3 separate regions of the Homo sapiens genome follow, and all the other regions are linked to region 3. A link is a loop called in an ENCODE intact Hi-C map of the cell type or tissue named here. Cell type or tissue: PC-9. All regions are shown on one strand. Links, peaks and the distances in the headings refer to the core of each region. The heading gives the core; the rest is flanking DNA. Region 1 holds the start of HJURP (Holliday junction recognition protein). Region 2 overlaps SH3BP4 (SH3 domain binding protein 4). Region 3 has its middle 160 kb from the start of SH3BP4.

Region 1 (7,531 bases), core at 1,297-6,296, 1.3 Mb after region 3:
GATGTGAGACTCATTCAATCAAACAACACATTTTGTGAGCTTTGGCTGACATCTCGTGGAAAGTCAGCTTGTTGCCTATTTCACAGCCTCTGTGTTTGCATCAGCTCTAGGGCAACAGAAAAAAGCAAACCCTTTTCTTAGCAGCCTAATAGGTGGGGTCTGATGTTTGCGATAATTTATCTTAGACTGACATTCTCACCGTTACACAGCAGTTTCTGTGTCAATGCTGGGACCAGCCAAAAGCTGCGCTTCTCCAACCACAGACTGGTGGTAACATTTCCACACCTTTCCAACAGAAACATATTTACATGACAACTCCATGCAGAATAAGTCTCCATCTCTTTTATTTGAAGCAAAATTCAGGCACATTTTATAAGAGCAGCCGTAATATAACTTTAAAGAGAACTATTTCCTAGGCATTTAAACAGCACTTGGAGGGTTGGAAATCCCAGCCCGGCCAGTAGAGGGCACTGTGCAGGGGCAGCCGGAGCCACCCGCCGTCATCTCTGGAAACCCTGTGAGATTCCAAGATGCTGCACCCAGAAACCTGCTGCTGGGGAAGGAGCTGACTTGTGATCCTTCCCTGTTATGTGGGAGTGGAAAGTGGTGGCAAAGGAGTTTGCTTAGCAGGTCTGGAGTAATATGGTTAGGCTGCCAAGGGTGGTAGGGTGAGGTGTTACAGAGAATGGCATTAAGGGAGGAGACCACTCCTCATATTGCCTTATGCTCAATTTCTGCCTCTAAAGAAAGAAGTAAAAACTAAAAGGCAGGAATGAAATCCACAAGCAGACAGCCTGGCGCCACACCCTGGGCCTGGTAGTTAAAGATCGACCCCTGACCTACTCGGTTATGTTATCTATAGATTACAGACATTGTATAGAAAAGCACTGTGAAAATCCCTGTCCCGTTCTGTTCCATTCTAATTACTGATGCATGCAGCCCCCAGTCACTTACCCCCTGCTTGCTCAATCGATCACGACCCTCTCACATGGACCTCCTTAGAGTTGTGAGCCCTTAAAAGGGACAGGAATTGCTCACTCGGGAGAGCTCGGTTGTTGGAGACGTGAGTCTTGCCGAAGCTCCCAGCTGAATAAAGCCCTTCCTTCTTTAACTCGGTGTCTGAGGGGTTTTGTCTGCGGCTTGTCCTGCTACAGCATCACATGAGAAGCATGATACAGGGTTCTTCTTTCTTTAGCTGGAGCACCACTTTAGACCATGGGATGGGGAAAGCCAGTCAGAGACGACTGGAAGACCACCAGGCCAGAACAATAAGGGTTAATGCATGGACTTTGGCTGGCTCAGAAGGAGTTTGGCTAAAGCAAGTATGTTTTGGACTTCAATTAAAGACTTGAACTTGAGATTGAGAAATCTTTCCACTGAAGCTGCCCCCAAACTCCTAGGACAGAGGCAGATGCTTGGATTGTCAGTGAAGCCAGCAAAGGAAATCTTGGAATGGTTTCCCAGGAATAGAGAATAAGCCCTGGGAGACGCCAGTTTTGAAAACTGGTACTATCGTGCTTGTTAGAGAGTCATGGTGAGGCAGGAGAATAGGGAACTGGGGTAGCAAAGGGTTGAGGCATAAGCAAAGGAACAGCAGATGCAGCCAGTTCGCATAAGCAAGAGAACAGCAGGTGCAGCCAGTTTTAAGCAAGATTGGGCAGGACATAGGCTACATCTTCACTCCCGTGATAACAAGAAAGAAGTTTCCACTTCAGCCCCTGAATGACTGCAGGCCAAGTTTCCACTTTAGGCTCTGATTGGTCACAGGCCAATCCTTCATAGGGTGTAACCAATTGGAGGCCTCTAAAGGGTACCCAGGGGTGTTGCCAAGTTCTTTTGGCTTTATAAAAACCCTAATTGAAGAGGCTCTTGAGCTGCGGGCTCCAGTCCGCTCGCACTCTGTGAATTGTCTTCAATGAATCTGTGCTTTCCTTACTCCGTTCTCCTGTTGCTTTGTTTTTCGTTGCTTCATTCCTTTGTTACTTTGTGTGTTTTGTTCAATTCTTTGTTCAACACACCAAGAACCTGGACAACTCTATCTGGTAACAATGGAAGAGTCAATCATCCAAAACTCAAAAAGAAAAAAGAAAATCTTATTCAAGGTCTCAAGTCTCTAAATGGGCCCAGTTAGATGTTTGAAAAGTAAATTATGTGTGGGAAGCACAGAGTCCAAGGAAGAGCATGTTAAGTTTCTGAACACTCCTAAGGAAGGAGGAGGAAGACACCTCGGTCTGTTTGTGAAAATTGGAAAAGGTACAAGTTAAATGTGTAGATCCTGCAACTGGAGAAGACTCAGAGAGGATGTTTATATAGGGAGGAAGGGAAGGAAAGAAACAGGATTGGTAGGTTACCCCATCCAATTCCGTGGAATTGAGAGCTCGGAAGATAAAGTGGCCCAGGGTTTTCTTCCATCAGACTGAAATGATACAGCCTTCCTGTTCCCACCTGGATCAGTCACTGGTGCTGGGCCACCCTGGGGCAGCAGGACCTTGGGTGAGGGAGTTCTCTGCAACTGAATCATCCCAGAATAGGCTGACAACTGAAGGCCCCTGCCAACTGCCCTCCTAGCAGCTGTGGCATCTTAAGGGGAATCAGGCCAGCACATCTCTGTGTCCAGCACAACGCAACACGTTTTGTGGACACACACACTACATGAGCCCTGAAGTTCTTACCCTCCACCCACTCCCACCTAAATTTCCGCAGGACATCATGATAGAATTGCCGTGCAGGCTGAAAGGAGGTGAAGAGCCCCCTCTAAGGGACCTCCTGGTGCTCAGTAATGCTTTTATTTTCAATCACATACTATGGTAATCATATCAGCACAAGCACACAAATGTGGTTAAGTGATGAAGCTGAATGAAACTTTCCTAAGATGTCAATCATAAATTCCATCAACCATACTAAAGACTGATTTATCTTGCTCTTCTCTCTGGAGAAAATATTACAAGATTAATATCAATGAAGAAGCAGAATATGCAATCAGAAATACATAGGGAAAAAGCTGGGTTAATAGAAGTATTTTCCTGGATTTTGTGATGTGTATCGCATTTGTCAGCATCTTTAAATGTGTCATTCGTTGAGACTTATTTTTTCCTTCTAGATGAATATTCGCTATCCTGCCTCCTTTTGGGTTGGTAATTTGGGGTTGTCTTTCTTAGGCCCCTGCCCTGGAAACTGCGCCGGGATCCCAGGCGGAGGGGTGAGGAAGGCGGACCTCGCCCAGCGGCGACACCCAGAGCAAGTCACGCAGAAATCTCCAGGCCGCACTTATCTCCGGTGCACAGCGCGGGAGATGACACGCATCCCACCGGATCTCGCACAGCACCGCTGATGAATAAGCACACAGCTGTTTGTACAACTACCACCGGCCGTGGCGGCCGGAGACCCTCCCTCCCTTCCGCCGGACATTGGGGCGTGGCTGGAAACTCGGGAGTGGATTGGCCGGAAGGTGGGACGCAAATTTGTTTGAAAGGCCCAATCAGTGCCCGGCTTCTCCGCTCTAGCCAATAGAAAACCGAGAGGAAGGCAGGGAGGGCGGAGTCTCCTATTTGAGTTTGTGGCGCGCGAGGCCCTGCAGTCCGGGTTGGCGCTTGGGTACTGGCTGGGTCCGATGCTGGGTACGCTGCGCGCCATGGAGGGCGAGGACGTGGAAGACGACCAGCTGCTGCAGAAGCTCAGGGCCAGTCGCCGCCGCTTCCAGAGGCGCATGCAGCGGCTGATAGAGAAGGTGCGGCCCCCGCCGGTCCGCCGGGAGGGGAGGCCTGCGTGTCGGAGTGAGGCTGGGAGGGGACGTAGGACGGGAAGGGAAGGGGCTCTGAGGACTCGGAGCGGGGGTTGGGGAAGCGGGACTGGGGCTTGGATGCGGAGAGAAGGTGGAGGCGGAGCTGGGGGCTCCGGAGAGGGAAAAAGGAGGCAGCGCCGAAGGCTTCGGTGCGGGGACGGGGAGGAAAGACTGGGGCCTCCGGAACGGGGAGTGGGGAAGCAGGCCTGGGGCTCGGGTGCAGAGAGGAGGGTTTGGTGGGGCTGGGGGTGCTCCTGAGTGGGACGAGAGAGGCGGAGTTGGGGGCTCCGCTGCAGAGACCGCGTTTGGGGCGCCCCAGGCCAGACTAACGGCCTCTCACGGGCTGGCGCCGCCTCCTCCCGGGTCTGGGGCCCCTCGTGGCCCTGGAACCTGACAGGAAGCCCCTTCCTCCTCCGCAGTACAACCAGCCCTTCGAGGACACCCCGGTGGTGCAAATGGCCACGCTGACCTACGAGACGCCACAGGGTAAGGGTCTTCCCCACCTTCTGAGTATTCGGGTGAAGAGTGTGAATGGAGTAGTTGAAATGCTGTCCCTGCTCTCTTAAGAAGTAAACATTGTTCACCTAACTAATAGGAACCAAAACATTGGTGCCCTTAAACCTGTAAATTACTTGAATTACTTATTAGAACAATTCCTGAAGAGACATAGGTGCCTCCTGGCTCACATGCCTCCGGCTTACCGGGTTGGCATCCCCGCTGGCCACCTCCCCACCATGGCAGCGTGGGGCAGTTGCTTAGCTGGACTGGTCTCAGTGTCTTCATCTGTGAAATGGGAAGGATGATGACAATAATGTCTCCTGGGCGTGGGTGTTGTAACAGTCACGTACAATCCCTATGAAACTGTGAACAGTACCCCGCCCCGCACTGTGAATACTCACATTGACTATTGTTTGCCCTGTTTAACTTGGAGTAGTAACTGTCTTCCTTGAGGCTCCAAGTACTTGAATAGGGAGGAGAAGGCATTCCGTTTAATAGTTAATGTAAACGGACTGAAATCTTGTGGATTCTTTTTGGTAAATAGCTGGTGACACTTTGCACTGGCTGGGGTCAATTCCTCCCATATAGCTTTATAACTAACTCAGTATCACTTAATGAAAACAAACCTCAGAGCAAGTTCTATGTTGCATTAAACGGACACAGAAGGTTCACAAGATCTGCTCCTTGAGTTAAAAGAAATCCTACCTTTCTGCCTTTATAGCCAATCCAGACACATCTTGGGTGAAAAGTTTACACAGGCAGAAACTAAAATATTCCAGTGGCAGGTCTGCTACCCTTTGGTCTCTGTATAACATGTAGATTGCCCTTAGAAAGCATTCATTCAGTATATGGGATGTAGAGATTGCCTGCGAAAAGTGCTTACTCCCTCTATATGGTATATAGATTGCCCTCTATATATTTTAAGGACAGTCGCTGTCATATGTTCCTTGTTTTCATTTAACTTTTTGGGCTAATGATGTAATTTGATGAGCCGTTTTCTAGTAGGTAGGAGAGATTTCCATGAATGACGAATTTGCCTTAAAAACCTGAAACTTTACAAAGAGGAACAATCGCAGGGTATCAGAAACCTGGCTTGGTTTTAATATTGTACCTTTTTTTTGCCTGTCACTTTGGCATCTGGTGAACACAGATTGAGCAGAAGTTCAGCGTTCAGGATTATGTAAATGGTCATTTTTGTTTCTTTTCTTCAGGATTGAGAATTTGGGGTGGAAGACTAATAAAGGAAAGAAACGAAGGAGAGATCCAGGTATTTAGTGTCAAATTTTATTGCCAAATAACCTTGCTGTGGAGGAGTATTCATATGAATAAAGGTGTGGGTATGCCCAACCTCTGAGCTTACGCAGAGGCCACCACGGGGCACTTTTTCTCATGATTATACTCTTTCTGTTTTTAAGGATTTAGAAGCATTTCTTCTGTAGCTTGTCAAGTGCAAGGAGTCACTGTGTAATATTTGGCCTTTTTCATCACCCTGTGTTTCCTGTGTCACAGGCTGAGGGGCTCTGATAATACATGTGCAGAGGCTGGGCCAGTTGGGTAACCCTCCCCAAGGTCACGTGCCAGCCCAGCGAGGCACTCACTTTGTTTGGGTCCTTACAGAAAATACCAAATCCAGTTCCTTCTAGGGAAGAAGAATGTCTCTCTTCCTGTTTTGAAAGGGGAGGAAGAGAGATGAGGAGAGGTGCAGCCTGGAGGATCACACATCTTTCCTTCTGCATTTTTCTACCTTCGGAAGACCCTGGCTTCCCTGCCTAGTTGATCCGAGGGTGTTGTCGCTCTGAGACCCGTTATTTTAGTGGAAGGTGCTGTTGGCCTTTCTACGGGGGCATCCAGGAGCCCTTTTGCCACAGTGGCTTTTGCCAGGTTATCTGGTATTCAGTTAATCACTGCCTCTCAGATGCCACATGGTTCCTCTCTGTGGTCACAGGTCAAGGAACCTGTATGAAAGAATGAAAAACATCAAGATCAATGTGACGATATTAACAGCAAATTTGAAATCAAATCTTCTTGATTAATTATTCTAGTCATAAAAATGTTAAAAGTACATACAACTACATAAATGAGCTGATTCCTCTCTGCAAAGATGGTCACTAATGCTATTTTAGTACAATGTGATTCCCTATAATACATATCTTTATAAATGCATTTTTTTCTCCCTCACTTTTCCGGTTAATACATCTGGCAAACTCTTCTCTTCATCAACTGTTGTATAATTATAAAATTATATAATTATTTAAAAAATCATGTTTTTTTAACTGCTCTCCTGTTGATAGGCAATTAGCTATTTGTGGCTTCCTTTATTAATAAATAAGGGTCAGCACACTTTTTCCACAAAGGGCCGGATGATACATATTTTAGGCTTTGCTGGCTCTATGGTCTCTGTTGTAACTACTCAGCTCTGTGTTGCAGGAGGAAAGTGGCCGAAAATAATATGTAAATGAGTGTACGTGGCAGTGTTCCAATAAAACTTTATTTATAAAGCCTCTGTTAGAAATGGTTTTCAGAGAAAATCCCGGTCCTTGTCTCTTCCCAATACTGATAGTCCCCCTTTTCGATAAATGCTGAGAAGTGGGATTATCGGGTTAAAGTATATATACTCTTTGAATTATGCATAATACAGATGTCCACTCATTAGACCAGTGCTTAATATGGTCCTGGTAGCAAAAAGTTTTCATTTAAAGATTTATTTAAGGTTTTTGCTTAAAATGTAGGAGGAACCCTACCTGGGTCTCCAGAATCTTCAGACCCTTTCTTGGGATTAGGAAACTGGGCGTAGCCTGAGATTTCAGCGGGGACATCTCTGACTTCACTGTAATTGCTATTGGTGACAGTGTCCAGATCCGCCTTCACCTTTTCCCAGACGACTTGGTGCTCCTGCCGCCCTGGAGGCTGGGGGAGGCTGTGGGCCCTGGCAGGCCGGGTGTTGACCTGTGCTGGGTTGGTTATAACACAATGCCTGGGTTCTGTTTGTAGCTACCAGAGCTACCACATAGTTTGGGGTTGGTGTAGATCGTCTGCTTCTCTGTGATTCTCAAACCAGGTTCTGCCTCAGACACAGCCACAAAACAACCCTGTAAACTCCACCTTACGTGACGGTTTCACTGGAAGCAAAGGTTCTGATATTCTGGAAGTGGGCTTCAGTTACCCTGTAGTGCTCCTGGGTAGCCCCAAGTCCTCTGAACCCTCAGAGTTGACACCTGAGGACCATCCCTAACGGTATAGGCCTCGCCACCT
Region 2 (7,531 bases), core at 1,385-6,384, 130 kb after region 3:
GACTCCCAGGGGACAGCCACAAAGTGAGGACTTCGTGGAAGTGAAGGCCAGCTATAGTAGATCTTTGTACACTCACTACTCTGTTGCTGCGCTGTCAAGATATTCTCCAAATAGGGGGTGTGATCTGCAGGTGCTCCGCTATCCCAGCACACCACAGCCCCAAGCCCGGGTCAGCCTGCAGGATGGAGGATGCGCTGCAGACATATAGCCCCCAGGGCTGCCCTGGGGTCGACGCCCCCGCCTCCTGGCCTCCAGAAAGACAATTCTAGGGCATAGTCTCATGGCTCCTCAAATGCGTCTCCAGCATGATGGAGCCCTAATAGTTGGTTAACAGTGGCCACTAGCTCAGTAGCTGACCCCCGATTAGCTTTTCCTCTTCCCTCTTCTCACCCTCTTCTATTTGGATGGACTGCTGGGACCAGTCATCTCCCCGAAAACATCAGCACCCAAGTCCTTGTCTCAGGCTCTGCTTTCAGGGGTTGTAAACCAGGACAGATGGTAAATGGTGCTAGACCACTGGGTTTTCTGTCCACGACACAGGCACTCAGCTGAGTGATGTAACTGAGGACTCGGTCGGTTCTGGTCCTGAGCACTCAGTCGGTTCTGGTCAAAGCCAGTGGGCTGTTACGGATTGTTAGAAATTCCCAATTTAGAAAGCCAAGCAAATATTTTCTTCTGTTAATAAGATACACTTATACTCAGCAAAGGGGATTGATTCCTCATCTGACATTTTTACACTGAAAAGGACAGGGCTTAGTGGCTCATGCCTGTAATTTCTACACCTTGGACAGCCAAAGCAGGGGGATTGCTTGAGCCCAGGAGTTTGAGACCAGCCCGGGCAATACAGCAAGACTTCGTCTCTACAAAAAGTTAAAAAAAAAAAAATTAGCCAGGCATGGTGATGTGTGCCTGCAGTCCCAGCTACTCAGGAGGCTGGGGTGGGAGGATCACTTGAGCCCAGAGGTCGAGGTTGCAGTGAGCCATGATTGCACCACTGCACTCCAGCCTGGAGACAGAATGAGACCCTGCCCCGCACCAAACAAACAAACAAACGAAAACTCATACACGTGTATATGCCCTGTGGGTCACTTCCAGGCTGAGGACAACTGCCAGAGCAGGGATTCCTGACCCTTAGCTAGGCCTGGATCCTGGTTCAGGCTCTGTGGCCCCAGCCCACGTGTCAGCAGGGAAGCCCAGCCCCAACCTCAGATGGCTCTGCTCAAACGTAACTCCCTCAAAGCCGCAGAACCCTGCGTGACTTTCCTATCGATGTTGTAACAAACTACCACAAACTTAGTGGCTTAAAACACACATTGACTCTCCAACAGTTCTGGAGGCTGGAAATCTGAAACCAGGCCCACTGGGCTGACGACAGGGCCAGTGCCTTCTGGAGGCTCCGAGGGGGTGAGCTGCTTCTGTGGCCCTGCCCTTTCCTGCATCCCGTGGCTGCCTGGATTCCTGGCTCAGGGCCCCTCCACCATCTTCAAAGCTCGGGACTCCAGTCTCTGCTCCCACCATTCCAGGGCCTCCTGCTGTGGTAAGATCTCCATTTCCCTCTTAAAAGACCCGTGATAACATTTAGGGTCCATCTGGGTAATCCAGGGTATCTCACCATCTCAAGAGCCTTCAATGAATCACACCTGCAAAGTCCCTTTTGCCAAATAAGGTAACACCTACAGGTTCTGAGCATTAGGATAGAAATATGTTTTTTGTGGAAGGGATTACTCAGCCGACCACACCGTATCAAAAACACAAGCACACCATTGCTGCCCACTCCCTCCCCTGGTCTCGTCCACCGCTCTTGACATTCTTGTATCTGTCATTTACTTCTCTCCTTTTTCTCCCACCAGAACAGGCTCCATGAATGCAAGGACTTTGTCCTGTTCACCAGGAACAACCTGGAACATAGCAGGTGCAGTCAGCCAATGTTTGAATGGATGGATGATTTATAGAGTACCCATATGCCAATGCAGGTGGACAGACGGGAACTCAGAGCTTCTCAAGCACAAATCTGGGGACAAAAACAAGAAGCACCTTGAACGGGCTGTGTGGAGTGCCCTGGGTAATTGGCACCCGGGTGTTTCGCAAGTTGGCCTGTATGGCCTGCGGGCAGGAACCCACCTGTCCTGCTCACTTCTGTATCCCCACCCAGCCCCTAGGCCTGCACTAGTGCTCAGCAGCAGCTGCATCAATAGCACCTGCTGCCTGAACAGAAAAGGAAGCTTCCCAAGCACCTGTAATCGGCAGTTTGGTCTCAGGTCCACCGATCCACCACCTCCCCGCTGGTCTCAGCTGCATCTCTCCACCAAATTTACAGCCCCACTGCCTCATCATCATTGTATTATCCCCGGCTCAAGAGCACAGGGTGCCTGCTCCTTCCTGCCTCTTCCTCCCTTGGAGCCAGGCTTCCCTGCCCCATTTCGGGGTTCTCTGCAGTTTGCCCTACCCCACGTGGACAGACTCCATGGCATCCACTGGTCACTCCAGCCAGGTCAGCGGCCCCACCCTCAAACTCCCCTATACATATCCCACCTCCTCCCATTTGCCCACTGCCCCTGTGACTAGGGAATGCCTCCTTGGTCCCCTCCCTGCCTGTGCAAAAACTGCCTCTCCCTCAAGCCCCACACTGAGGCTTCCCCGCAGCCTGTGTTCCCAGGTCTCGGGGATAGCCCACCTGCCACCCAGACTCTCAGCCCCACAGCACTTCCTCCCTGTGCGTGAGTTTCTGACCATCTTTTTTTGCTCCCCAGGGAAGAAGATGGTTTAATTTCTCCTGTGCCCTCCAGCTGCTGGGCTTTGAGACCTATAGACTAACAGTTCCATTTACGAGCTGCACACTACTGGACAGGCTGGTAACCCTCCGGCCTCTCCATTCCGCCTCCATAAAGTGGGCACACGACCCCAGCCCAGCACCAGCAGGCGGAGGGCACCAACACAGAAGTGGACAAAACCCTGCAAAGCCACAGGTGTGCCCACTGGTGCCAATAGCCCACCTGGTGCCAGCGATGCCCCGCTCAGCTGGGAGAGGCCCAGGCACCACCAGAGACCAGGACAGAGCGGGCTTCAAAGTGTAGCTGGGCCGGGAGAGGTCTCTAGACAAAACCCAGAACAGCCGGTTACATCGAATTTTCAGGTGCACAACTAATAATGTTTTAGTGTACATTACCCCGGATATTCAAATGGACCCGGGTATTCTGCATTTGTATTTGCTCAACCTGGACCCCACTGCCTGTGCCAGTCAGAGGGAGTTTCCCAAAAAGCCCAGCCTCAGGAGGCGACATCAGAGGTGGCCACCCAGGAAGGAGGCGGGGACGGGAAAATGGCAGCCGAGCTTACAAAGAGATGCGCTCCACGATATTTGCTTCCCACTAAAGAGCTGTTTTCTAGAATAAATAAAATAATCTTCTTGCTAACTATCAACAAGGGATTGTTTCGGTAATATTTTTCCACTCCGGTATGATTCTGCAACAACTCGGAAAACAAAGCAGTCACTCCCACAACAAAGATCCCTGTGGAAACCGCTCACCTCCATCCCGAAAGTCAGTCGTGACTTCACCTCACATTCCGCCAGAAACCGACTGCAGATTGTTACCAAAGAATCCTTGTGCAAACAAACACCAGCCAACTGCGACTGAATGGCAGGAAATGTAGCAGCTTTTTCTAATTTTAACTTTCTCCAGGAATGCATTCCTTCTAAACACGCTGGGCAAATTCTCCCCAGACCCGTGCATTCCTCTGCGGTCAAGCAATCACCTTCAGGGGCCTAAGACAAACTGCAGATTCCAAGTGTGCACTGGCCTGGCTGTGAGGGGTCCCCGAGCTCCAGGTCCCGTGCTGACTCACTGAACGAGGCTCTCCAAAGTGACTAAGAGGTTGGAATGAGCTATCTGAACAGGAAAGCACTCCCAGACTAGAGGGGGAGCCACAGACGGGAACAGAGCCCAGCAGTCTCCACCTCAGGAAGGCAGCATCAAGCAAGAGCGATAAACAGGGGCCGAGTCCACAGGCACCAGTCCATGACCCAAAGACCAGGACACACAGGCCAGGACTAGGAATGCCGCAAAAGTGTAATTCTGCAAATTATCCTCCCGGGACAGAAAAATTCAGAATTGTGCCTGATTTGATTTTAAAAGCCCATGAGGGCAAGGGACAAACCGGGATGCAGTGTCTGCAATGCTCGTAACTAAGAGAGGCTTATTTTCCAGAAAATTCAAAGCACTCCTACAATTAGCCAGGCATGGTGGCACAAGGCTGTAATCCCAGCTACCCAGGAGGCGGAGGTTGCAGTGGGCAGAGCTTGTGCGCCACTGCACTCCAGCCTGGGCGACACAGTGAGACCCTGTCTCAAAAAAACAAAAACGAAAAGCACTCCTACAATTCAGTAAGAAAAACGGGCAAAAACCACAAAAAGGATTTCCGCATGGGAGGAAATCAGAATGGTCAGTGAACATTAGCTTCTGGCAGAACATAAAAACACTCAGATACCATCTCACACCCATCAGACCATCCCCCCAAGTGAAAAAAAGGCGGACAATATTGAGGGAGGGGAGCATGCGGAGGAGCCTGGGCGAACCTGAAGGCTGCTGTGGGAAGTGGAGCTGGACTGGCAGCCAAGGCCCAGCCGCACTCCCTAGATAAACATTTGCACGCTGAGCTGGAAGTCATGTACAAAGACCTTCACAGCAAGTGTGGTTTTTGATAGCAAAGGCTGTAAACAACCTATTGTCCTTTAGGAGCAGAAAGAATAATTAAGCTAAGGCATTAACATACAGCAGTCCCCCCTCACCCCAAGTTTCCATGGTTTCAGTTACCCCTGGCCAACTGTGGTCCCAAAACAGGTGCTACAGTACAATAAGATATTCTGGCAGGGAGAAAACACATTCACACAACTTTTATTACAATATAGTGCTATAATTGTTCTATTTTATTATTCATTATTGTTCATCTCTCAGTGTGCCTAATTTACAAACTAAACTTTCTCATAGGCATGTATACATAGGAAAAAATAAATAGTACATACAGGGTTTGGTACTATCTGAAGTTTCAGGCACCTTCTGGGGGCCCTGTATCCCCTGCAGATAAGGGGGGGACTACTTACAGGGGAAAGGCACATAGTAATGAAAACAGATGAACTACAACTACAGGTATCAACACAGATGAACCTCAAGAACATAATGCTCAGCCAAAAAACGAACTCTTGCAAGACTATGTATTAGCTACCTAATGCTGTGTAACAAATCGCCCCAAACAACAGACTTCTATTATCACACAGTTTCTGTAGGTTAGGAATCCAGATGTGGCTTAACTGGTAAAGAAGAGACTCTCTTCTTCAGGGCCTCTCACAGAGCTGCCATCAAAGTCTTGGCCCAGGCTGGGGTGTCATCTCAAGGCTAGACTGGGGAGGGGTCCTCCAGGGTCATCTGGGGGAGGGGTCCTCCAGGGTCATCTGCTTGTTGTAGCATCCAGTTACTTGTGGCCATGGGACTGAGGCTTCAACTGCATGCTGGCTGCCGGGGGAGGCCACCCTCAGTTCCTTGCCACATGGCCTCTCTATATGGCAGCCTGCTCCACCACAGCCAGCAGGGGAGACCATCTGTTGTCAAGGAAGAAGTTCTAAGCCCACATAATGTAATCACGGGAGGAAGGCACAGCATCAACTTGGATGCATCCTACTGGTTAGAAGCAAGTTGCTAGCTCGGCTCACGCCAAAGGGAGGGGACTTCACAGGATGTGAACACCAGGAGGTGTGGATCACTGAAGGCCATCTCAGAGTCTGCCAGCCACAAAAGATACTGCATGATTCCATGTACATAAAAGTTAAAAACAAAAACAAACGATGTTGCTTAGAAACACAACCCCATGTGATAAAACTAAAAAACAGCAGAGAATGACAACTGCGAAATTCAGGACAGGGACTCCCTCAAATGCTTCAGGTTTATCTGATAAACACATTTTTGCAGGAAGGGGAGAGGATCGGGAGCTGGAAGCTGGGATTGGGAGGGGCAAAGGGAATTTCAAAGTTAAGTTCCATTTCTTGGCCTGAGTAGTGGCTACACAAGTGTTCATTGTTTTTGTGATTGTGTAAACATTCCCAAATATTTTCAAATATTACCTGTATCTACTCAAAGTTCAGGGACCACATGGCTTGCTCCCTTAGCACCCCACAGAACAGTGAGGACAGGGGCTCTGCACCCTGTGAAACCTCAAGAAATGCAGCAGATGCCTCCCTGGCATCCCCGCCTCCACCTTGCCCTGCAAAGAAACGCACCAGCTCTGACCGAGAAGCATGTCCGGCACCCAGAAATCCTGCTGTCTCTCCTCGCCAAACCAAATGCAAAAGCCTCCAGCCTGACCTGGAGGTAGAGCCGTTCCTCCAGAGGTTCAGCATGTTCCTCCACGCAGCGGCATGACTCTCGGATCTCACCAGCCTCTTGCCCTTCAGTTTCAAATGCAGGCCACGGACGCTGCACGACTCGGTCTCTCTCCACAGGGCCAGGGCTCCCCTCCAGGACCTCGAAGCACCCTACTGTTGGGGTGCTTGTCTCTGTTTCAGTTGTCCCTCTTAAGGTAACTGAAAACAACCACGGATTTGCTGGAAGTTGGGAGTCGCCCAGAACCACATCCTGTTTGGCTCTGGCACTGATTCAATCATGCCAATGTCACCCGGACAAAAGAACTTTCTACACAGGCTTAAGAAAGAGACGCGGCACCTGCAGCAGGAAAGGAGCCCAGCCGGAGAGTTCACCGCACCAGTCAGCGAGCACAGAGTGCTGGACGGATGACCAGTGGGGCCTTGGGGCAGTGTGGGGCGCAGGAAAAGAGTACCTGGTCCCGCAGTGACTGCAGTGAGGAGGACCCTGCATTTTTACCCACCCTCCTCACCTGGCACCACTGCTGTACAGGCTGTCAGGTACTTGTTGAATGAATGAATGAATGGATGAATTAATGAATGAAGCTCTTCTCCAGGTGCAGTGAGGAAATGCCAAAATAGAAACAGACTGCCAGCATGGTGGCTCACGCCTGTAATCCCAGCACTTTGGGAGGCTGAGGCAGGCGGATCACCTGAGGTCGGGAGTTCGATTCCAGCCTGGCCAACATGGTGAAACCCCTTCTCTACTAAAAAATACAAAAATTAGCCGGCATGGTGGCGCATGCCTGTAATCCCAGCTACTCGGGAGGCTGAGGCAGGAGAATTGCTTAAACCCAGGAGGCAGAGGTTGCAGTGAGCAGAGATGGCGCCACTGCACTCCAGCCTGGCCAACAAGAGCCAAACTCTGTCTCAAAAAAAGTAAAAAATAAAATAAAATAGAAACAGACCATCCAAGTGGGACAGACTGGCCACTAGCAGCTGCAGGACACAACCTCGGTGACACCCTTCTTGCTTAAGACTAGAAACTCAAGTGCAGGGTCTCAGGGTCTGCGTGTGTGTGCACGCATGTGTGTGTGTGCCCATGTGTGTGCATATGCGTGTGCGTGTCTTTCCCAGCGCAGGGCTCACTCTGTGCACTAACTGCATAAGCAAAAAAAAATC
Region 3 (7,531 bases), core at 972-5,971:
AGATAGATAGATAGATAGATAGGAATTTATTATGGGAATTGGCTCACATGCTTATGGAGGCCAAGAAGTCTCACAGTCTGCTGTCTGCAACCTGGAGAACCAGGAAAGCCTATAGTGTGATAGAGCCTGAGTCCAAAGGCCTCAGAACCAGGAGAATCAATTGTATAAGTCCTAGTCTGAGTCCGAAAACCTAAGAACCAGGAGAATCAATTGTATAAGTCCTAGTCTGAGTCTGAAAACCTGAAAACCAGGAGCTCCAATATCTCAGGGCAGGAAAAGATGGATGTTTCAGCTCAAGCAGAGAGAACAGACTCATCCTTCCTCCTTTTTGTTCTCTTTGGGCCTTCAACAGTTTGGGTGATGGCTGCGCACACCTGTGAGCACAGTTCTTTTTTAATTGGTCTACAGATTCAAGTGCTAACCTCTTCCAGAAACACTCTCAGAGACACATCCAAAATAATGTTTTACCAGCTATCTGGGCACCCTTTAGCCCGGTTAAATTGACACAGAAAATTAACTATCTCACAAGGTGCCTCCGGTAAAAGAAACTGTGCAGTGTTTGTCCTCTTGCGACTGACTTATTTCACTTAGCATAATGTCCTCAGCAATCATCCATGTTGTAGTGTGTGTCAGAATTTCCTTCCTTTTAAAACGGAGTATGATTCCCTTGTGTGTATACACCACAGTTCGTTTATCCATTCATCCAGTGATGAACACTTCAGTTGCAACCTCCGTTGTTTGGCTTTTGTGAATAATGCTGCTAGGAACATGAGTTTGCAGATACGTGTTCAAGACCTTGCATTTAATTCTTTTATGTTTTTGCCCGGAAGTAGAATTGTTGGATCCTATGGTGATTCTGCTTTTAATTTTTTGAGGAACGACCACACTAGTTAGCAACAAGTGATTTTGAAATAAAATTGTTTCATGAAGTGATGCTTCTCTACAAAGGCAGCCCCTAAGAGCCCTTTGGGGGCAGGAACCAAGTCCTCTCTTTTGTATTCTTGGAGTGGGAAGCACTACAGGCATCAGAATCAACTATGATTTCCGCATTACTGCTCAGAAAAGAGGAGCAAGCTTCCAGAAGCAGACCTGAGAATTCCTGAACTCAATAACGGCTCCTGTAACAAAGCTCATGTCCCCTTTTCACAGCTTCCCAGACAAGACCTCCTCTCCAGGACACCTCCCTGATTGAACCCCCCTATTTATTTATTTATTTATTTATTTATTTATTTATTTTTGTTTTGAAACAGAGTCTCACTCTTATTGCCCAGGCTGGAGTCAATGGTGCGATCTCTGCCCACTGCAACCTCTGCCTCTCGGGTTCAAGTGATTCTTCTGCCTCAGCCTCCCGAGTAACTGGGATTACAGGCATGTGCCACCACGCCCGGCTAATTTTTGTGTTTTCAGTAGAGATGGGGTTTCACCATGTTGGCCAGGCTGGTCTTGAACTCCTAACCTCCGGTGATTCACCTGCCTCAGCCTCCCAAAGTGCTGGGATTACAGGTGTGAGCCACCGCGCCTGGCCAGAACCCCCTTTATTTTGACATTGGTAGCTTTAAAGTGTCTTGCTGGCCTTCTTTAACCTCCTTGTCCCCAAGTCAGGCAATCCCTTTTAGAGACAGTGCCCCTAACGTAACATTTTAATAAGCCTAAATGCTTACCCCAATACTTTTTATAAACCAGAATGTCATATGTTAGAACCAACCTGAGCAAGTTTTACTTTGGAAGAAATCAATAACAGCAGGTTTCTCCTAGCATCTGTGGTGTCTAGGGCAAGGGTACAAAAGGAGACCCAGGTAGTGTGCATGTGTGTGCACGTGTGTGTGTGCATGTGTGTGTGCACGCATGTGTGTGCACGCGTGTGTGTATCGGGAGGTATAGGATACAGATATAGTAGAGAGATATTTAAAAGGTACAAATAAAACGAATGAATAAGTATGTTTCATCATTCTATCTTGAAAAGCATACCTTCATAAGAACAAAAATGGAGCGATATATGTAAAGCTGTTGTTTTAAATGACAGAAAGTTGGTAAAAATCCAAGACATCTGAATTTAATAATCATTGTGTATGCCTAAATATCCCGTGGATAGGCTACACTGTTTGAATAAGTAAGTAACAACATACATAATTGATAAGTTATATATTATCCATAAATTTTTGTCTTTTCTTAATTTTAGCAAAGAACACTAATTACGTTGTTAGAATCAATATTTTCATATAATTTGCATTCCATTGATAGTAATGACAAATTAAGCAAACTTTCTGAAATCATTAAGGTTCTCAGATCATTTTTTATTAGTTTTATTTTGAGGAAACTTTGACCCGCTAAAGCTATAGCTATTGGAATTGTCGATAAGTTTTAGGAAAGTACTGTGATGCAGAAACGTACCAGGAATTTACATAACTTATTCAAACATTGTAATAGGGCTGCACAAAAGAGATTGTCATTGTGGCATAAAATACAAAATGTTTTAATTTTATCATTTAAATTATTACCACTCGTATGATTTTTCCCATCCCTTAAAGCAATATCAAGATTCATAGATAAATAAAAAGAATCAGCTTTAGCATCACATATGTTGTATCTAGATCTATACATATAAAATGTAATAAGTGACACAAATTGTTTAATATTGAAAAATGTTGGTTGGGCGCAGTGGCTCACACCTGTAATCCCAGCACCTTGGGAGGCCGAGGTGGGAGGATCACCTGAGGTCGGGAGTTCAAGACCAGCCTGGTCAACATGGCAAGACCCAACATGGCAAAATTTAGTAGCAATTTTTCTTCTATAAATACAAAAATTAGCTGGGTGTGGTGGTGGGTGCCTGTAATCTCAGCTACTTGGGAGGCTCAGGCAGGAGAATCGCTTGAACCGGGGAAGTGGAGGTTGTAGTGCACCAAGATCATGCCACTGCACTCCAGCCTGAGCAAGGGAGCAAGATTTTGTCTCCAAAAAAAAAAAAAAAGAAAAAAGAAAAAGAAAAAACTTCCTGAGACACCAGGTGCAAGGGCTTCGAGTACTCTATTTATCTATGAATATTTCTGAAATCACTAACAGAAAATGGATTTTCAGCACTCCTGGGAAAGGATTTGGTTATGCAAGAATCGGTTGCATCCATGCTCTCTGCAAGGAAGAATTTGACAAGTCAATTAGTTTGTATCTTCTTTTTCAAAATGGTCGCAGTTCAGTGACCATCTCTGATAGCTGCAGTTGTGCAATCTACAAACCTCACAGCTTTTGGATAAAGTCACCTTTGGTCTCGAGACACAGACCTACAGAGAAGCATTTCCCTGGGGCCTACACAGTATTATTGACCAGAGCAGATATTTAGAGTTTAGGGTCACTTTTGCCAGAGACAAATTTCAGACCCTGAGCAATATATGTAAAGCTGTTGTTTTAAATGACAGAAAGTTGGTAAAATATCAAAGATGTCTGAATTTAGCCACTATTGTGTATGCCTGAATGTCCTGTAGACAGGCCATGCTGTTTGAATAAGTCATTTTGACCCTCTAATGCTTGGGGCCAAAGGAAGGGGCTCCTCTTGCCAATGTCAAAGGCAGAGTCAATGTGCAACTTTGCCTGAGAACTAGATGGATGGGAGCTCTTAGACTCCTTGTCCCAGGCACAGAAACTGACCAAAGAAGTGAGCTTTGGGAGTCAGCAGGTGGCGCCTGGTTTCCAATCAAAGGCTCTGACTCCAATCAAAGGCTCTGACTTTGCTCCTGACAGCCGTGGGTCCAGGGTCACTTTCCCATCCCAGTCCGGAAATGAAAAAGGGAGATGCAGCATTCTCAGGGGAGGGTGGGGCAAGGCAGAGGATCACTATCCAAATCATTAACTTGTTTAAATCCTGCTGGATTTCGCCATTAAGAGGCTGCCCACCACCCCCGTGAAATGTCCAGCAGCAGTTTGCAAGAGAGACACGCCACTTTCAGGCAGCCCCACAGATGGGGGTCGGGCTGGAGACGAGCAATGTGATCCCAGGGCCCAGTGCAGGCCATCTCCTGGAGTTCCTCAGAAGAGATGCTGATGGCAGAACTTTAAAAAAAACTCTTCATTTTAATTGGAAGACGGGGCTGCTTTTAGGGCGAGGGCTGGATTTGGTTCCATGGAAGACCAAAAGTGTGTCTATTTTGGGGCATATGATCCAAGGAAGCGCCAGGCAAATGGGGCCCTCACACCATGTGAAAGCTTCTGGGGGTCCAGTGAGGACCACCCGCCAACAGAAGCGCAAGACAAGAATGCGTTTTATAGGGCATGGGCTCACACACTCCACATTCTGTGCTTTACAAACAGGTGCCTTTTGGGTCCTTACAGAGCCCTATAAAAGACATCCTATTATTATCACACCATTATACACATGAGGTCAGCAAGGCATAAAGACTTGGAGAAATGGCCCAGGGGTGTCAGTTCCAAAGCTCATCCCCTTAACAGGTTAAGGGCTGAACACACGTGGGGCCAACCATGAAAAGAACAAGAGCAACAGCAGCAGCAAACCCACAGGGACAGGCAGGACGGCAGTTTGCGTGGGTACCAGGCTGGCTGGGGAGCGAGCCACGCTCACTCTCCCGCAGCTTCCCCTCCCCAAATCAGCTCCAGCCTGAAGAGCAACCACTGGAAACAACACTTGCCACAAACCCAGCTTCAAGCAGGTGACCCTCCCAACCCTTCCAACCAATCCCCACTCCTCCAGTCCTCACCCCTTCCCAGGAACGTCACAGAAACTCTGTCATCCCCACTGTCCAGCGAGGCAGGGCTGCAGCCGCTCCTGGAGTGACAGGCTAACCGTGGGACAACTCACAATCAAATGAACCCTCTTCCGCGTACCCAATGCAGATGTCAACACCGACACACACCTCCATGGATGACGACGTGCACCCACGCATCCCCACAGCGCACGTCCAGCAAGCTCAACAAATCATCACAAAGTCAAGGGCTTAACACAACACCTGTTTATTAGCTCATGGTTCTACAGGTCAGAAGTCCGACGACATCTGGGTGGAGTCACAAGGCCGAAAGCAAGGCGTCAGCTGGGCCGCACTGCTTTCTGCAGCTCTGAGGATGACTCATTGGTGGGCAAGTCTGGTTCCCCGCAGTTGTGGAGGGAGGTCTCATTTCCCTGTGGCCTCCACTGGGAGCCAGTCTTTGCTCCTCGAGGTGACCTGTATTCTTTCCACTTTCCACGTGGCTTCTCCTCCAGCCACAGCCACTCCGTCCCTCCCACACTCCAGATCCTACAACTCTCTCTGTGGCAACAGCTTTGGGCTGCAGCTGGACAAAGTTCTGTGCTCTTCAGAGTAAAGGAAATCAAAATATTTCTCCTCAAAATATTGAGAACTGTTAGTTCAAGACACTGAAAACGCAGGGAAACACTGCCTTGGCCTCCGCTTACCTGATGGCAGGACTTCAGTCCCTCCTTCCTGGAGACAGTGCTTGTCATCCACCCAGAGAAGGCAGCAGCAGACACCAGAAGAGTCTGGGAATGCATTTTACCATCTTCCTCTAGTTTCCCACCTTTTAAAAGATGAGAGCTGCTCTCACCTTCATCTTGTCACTGTATAGAATTTATGGCTCTTCATTAGAATACTGTTTACGCAAGGCCTCTAAGCCACTGCCTTCAGAGAGAAATACTTTTGAACTGAGACCTCTCTCATGTGATGGGTACAGCAGGTGTTAATAAACGTCTGCTTGTTTTTCTTTAGTTAATTTGACTTTTGTTTTCAGGAGAGTGTCTCAACTAAGAACCCAGAAAAAGGGAAAGGATAGAAAAGAAATTATGTTTTGTCTCCTACAAGGGCTCATGTGATTAGATTGGGCTCACCCGTATAAGCCAGGAAGATCTCTCTATTTTAAAATCACATATATTTTCTTTTGAGACGGAGTCTTGCTCTGTCTCCCAGGCTGGAGTGTAGTGCCGCAATCTCAGTTCACTGCAACCTCTGCCTTCCAGGTTCAAGCGATTCTCCTGCCTCAGCCTCCTGAGTAGCTGGGACTACAGGTGCCAGCCACTGTGCCTGGCTAATTTTTTTTGTATTTTAATAGAGACGGGGTTTCTTCATGTTGATCAGGCTGGTCTCAAACTCCTGACCCCAAATGACTCTCCCGCCTTGGCCTCCCAAAGTGTTGGGATTACAAGCAGGAGCCACTGGCGCCAGGCCACAAATCCATAATCTTAACCTCATTTGCACATTCCCTTTTGCCACAGAATGGTACCCATTCACAGGTCCTAGGTATAAGGGTGAGGGTGAGAACATCTTGTTGATGGGGGAGGGGTGTGAGTCTGCCTGCAAGTGGGCTGGGGGAAGATTTTATGGACCTCATTGTCTTTACATGATAAAAATACCACTTCCAAGTTGAACTCGGCCTGTAAGGTTTTCCCCAATTTTCAAGTCTTTTCTCCTAAACAGAGTCTATCAGTTGTAGTGGCCTCTGGGGAGGGAGGAAGGGTCCCTAGGCAAGAGTGGGGCAGGCAGACTGCTTGTCACTGTTTTCTCTTTTGTATCCTGATACTTACTCCATGAGCATGTTTTGCCTTTTACAAAAAATTTTGTTTTTTAAATGCCTTTTACTGCATGGCAATTATCCATTTCTCATATCAATGACCACCTACCCACCCACTCTGACTGCTATTTTGAGTTGGAAGCTGTTCACTTACACAAAAATTACAGCTTCTGGTGTGTGTGTGTGTTGTTTAATTGTTTCATAGACATTAGGATGCGGGTATGGTTTGGCTCTGTGTCCCCACCCAAATCTCATGTTGAATTGTGATCCTGAGTGTTGCAGGTGGGGCCTGGTGGGAGGTGATTGGATCATGGGGATGGTTTCTCATGTTGCAGCACCATCCCCCCAGTGCTGCCTCGCAATAGAGTTCTCACGAGGTCTGTCTGTTTGAAAGTGTGTAGCACCTTCCCCTTTGCTCTCTCTTCCTCTTGCTCCTGCCATGTAAGGCATGCTTCCTTCACCTTCGCCTTCCGCCATGATTGTAAGTTTCCTGAGGCCTCCCCAGAAGCAGAAGCCTGTACAGCCTGCAGAACGATGAGCCAATTAAAACTCTTTTATATAAATTACCCAGTGGCAAGTATGTCTTTATAGCAATGTGAGAACAGACTGATACAGACAGGGACTCAAACTTTGTTTTTAAATCATCTAGCAAATTTATTGAAAATGCAAATTCCCGGGCTTCATTAGGACCCCTGAGAATTCCGATGCAGGTGGTCTATGGAGCACCCCTTTAGAAATGTTGCTTGGAAGAAGATTTCACCCCGTATTTCCAACTAGCTGTGGGACTAGACAAAGTCTTAATGTCCTAATATCTCTGGAGGCCGGTTGACTTAGCAGAAATACTGGGGTTAAAATACCTGCTTGTACACGGGGAAAGGGACTCTAGCTGCAAAGTACAGGGCCTCAGAACCAGGAGCGCATGAGTACTTGGCTGTTACTCTCACATTTCATTTATACCAATGTGTGCTGTTTGGGAGGACTGGGCACCCAAGACATGAATCATTCATAGGATGTTAAAGAAAGAAAA

The links. Hi-C counts contacts between places; a loop is a spot of excess contacts. Peaks named below come from ENCODE experiments on the same cell type or tissue, not always from the same donor. Only the 100,000 strongest peaks of a DNase experiment are listed, where the experiment ranks them.
Region 1: a loop joins it to region 3, with 7 times the contacts of the local background. A loop is called at or near these places in 4 of 110 quality-filtered maps.
Region 2: it touches region 3 in a loop (5-fold over the local background); 6 of 110 quality-filtered maps call a loop at or near these places.

What each region holds. Positions count from the first base shown.
Region 1 is chr2:233,850,580-233,858,110 of GRCh38, reverse strand. It overlaps HJURP (Holliday junction recognition protein), which reads left to right and starts at 3,576. Exons shown (of 9, transcript NM_018410.5): 1 at 3,576-3,727; 2 at 4,201-4,267; 3 at 5,491-5,546. The coding sequence starts at 3,611. RefSeq lists a silencer at 3,375-3,634 and enhancers at 2,702-3,694, 7,219-7,531. In PC-9, for the core only: no CTCF peak of the experiment used is centred there; a DNase peak (open chromatin) is centred at 3,440; H3K4me3 peaks cover 3,128 bases; H3K27ac peaks cover 373 bases.
Region 2 is chr2:234,977,723-234,985,253 of GRCh38, reverse strand. The region is part of intron 1 of SH3BP4 (SH3 domain binding protein 4); the gene reads right to left. LOC105373939 (a long non-coding RNA gene) reads left to right here and starts at 6,476. Exons shown (of 3, transcript XR_924008.1): 1 at 6,476-6,567; 2 at 6,689-6,910. RefSeq lists enhancers at 366-1,079, 1,055-1,349, 1,080-1,794, 4,179-4,916. In PC-9, for the core only: no CTCF peak of the experiment used is centred there; DNase peaks (open chromatin) are centred at 1,653, 2,083, 3,743 and 4,563; H3K4me3 peaks cover 3,303 bases; H3K27ac peaks cover 5,000 bases.
Region 3 is chr2:235,103,450-235,110,980 of GRCh38, reverse strand. No RefSeq gene overlaps it. Among named protein-coding and RNA genes, the nearest start is that of SH3BP4, 160 kb to the right of the region's middle. In PC-9, for the core only: CTCF peaks have their summits at 3,470 and 3,674 (motif pointing right); a DNase peak (open chromatin) is centred at 3,670.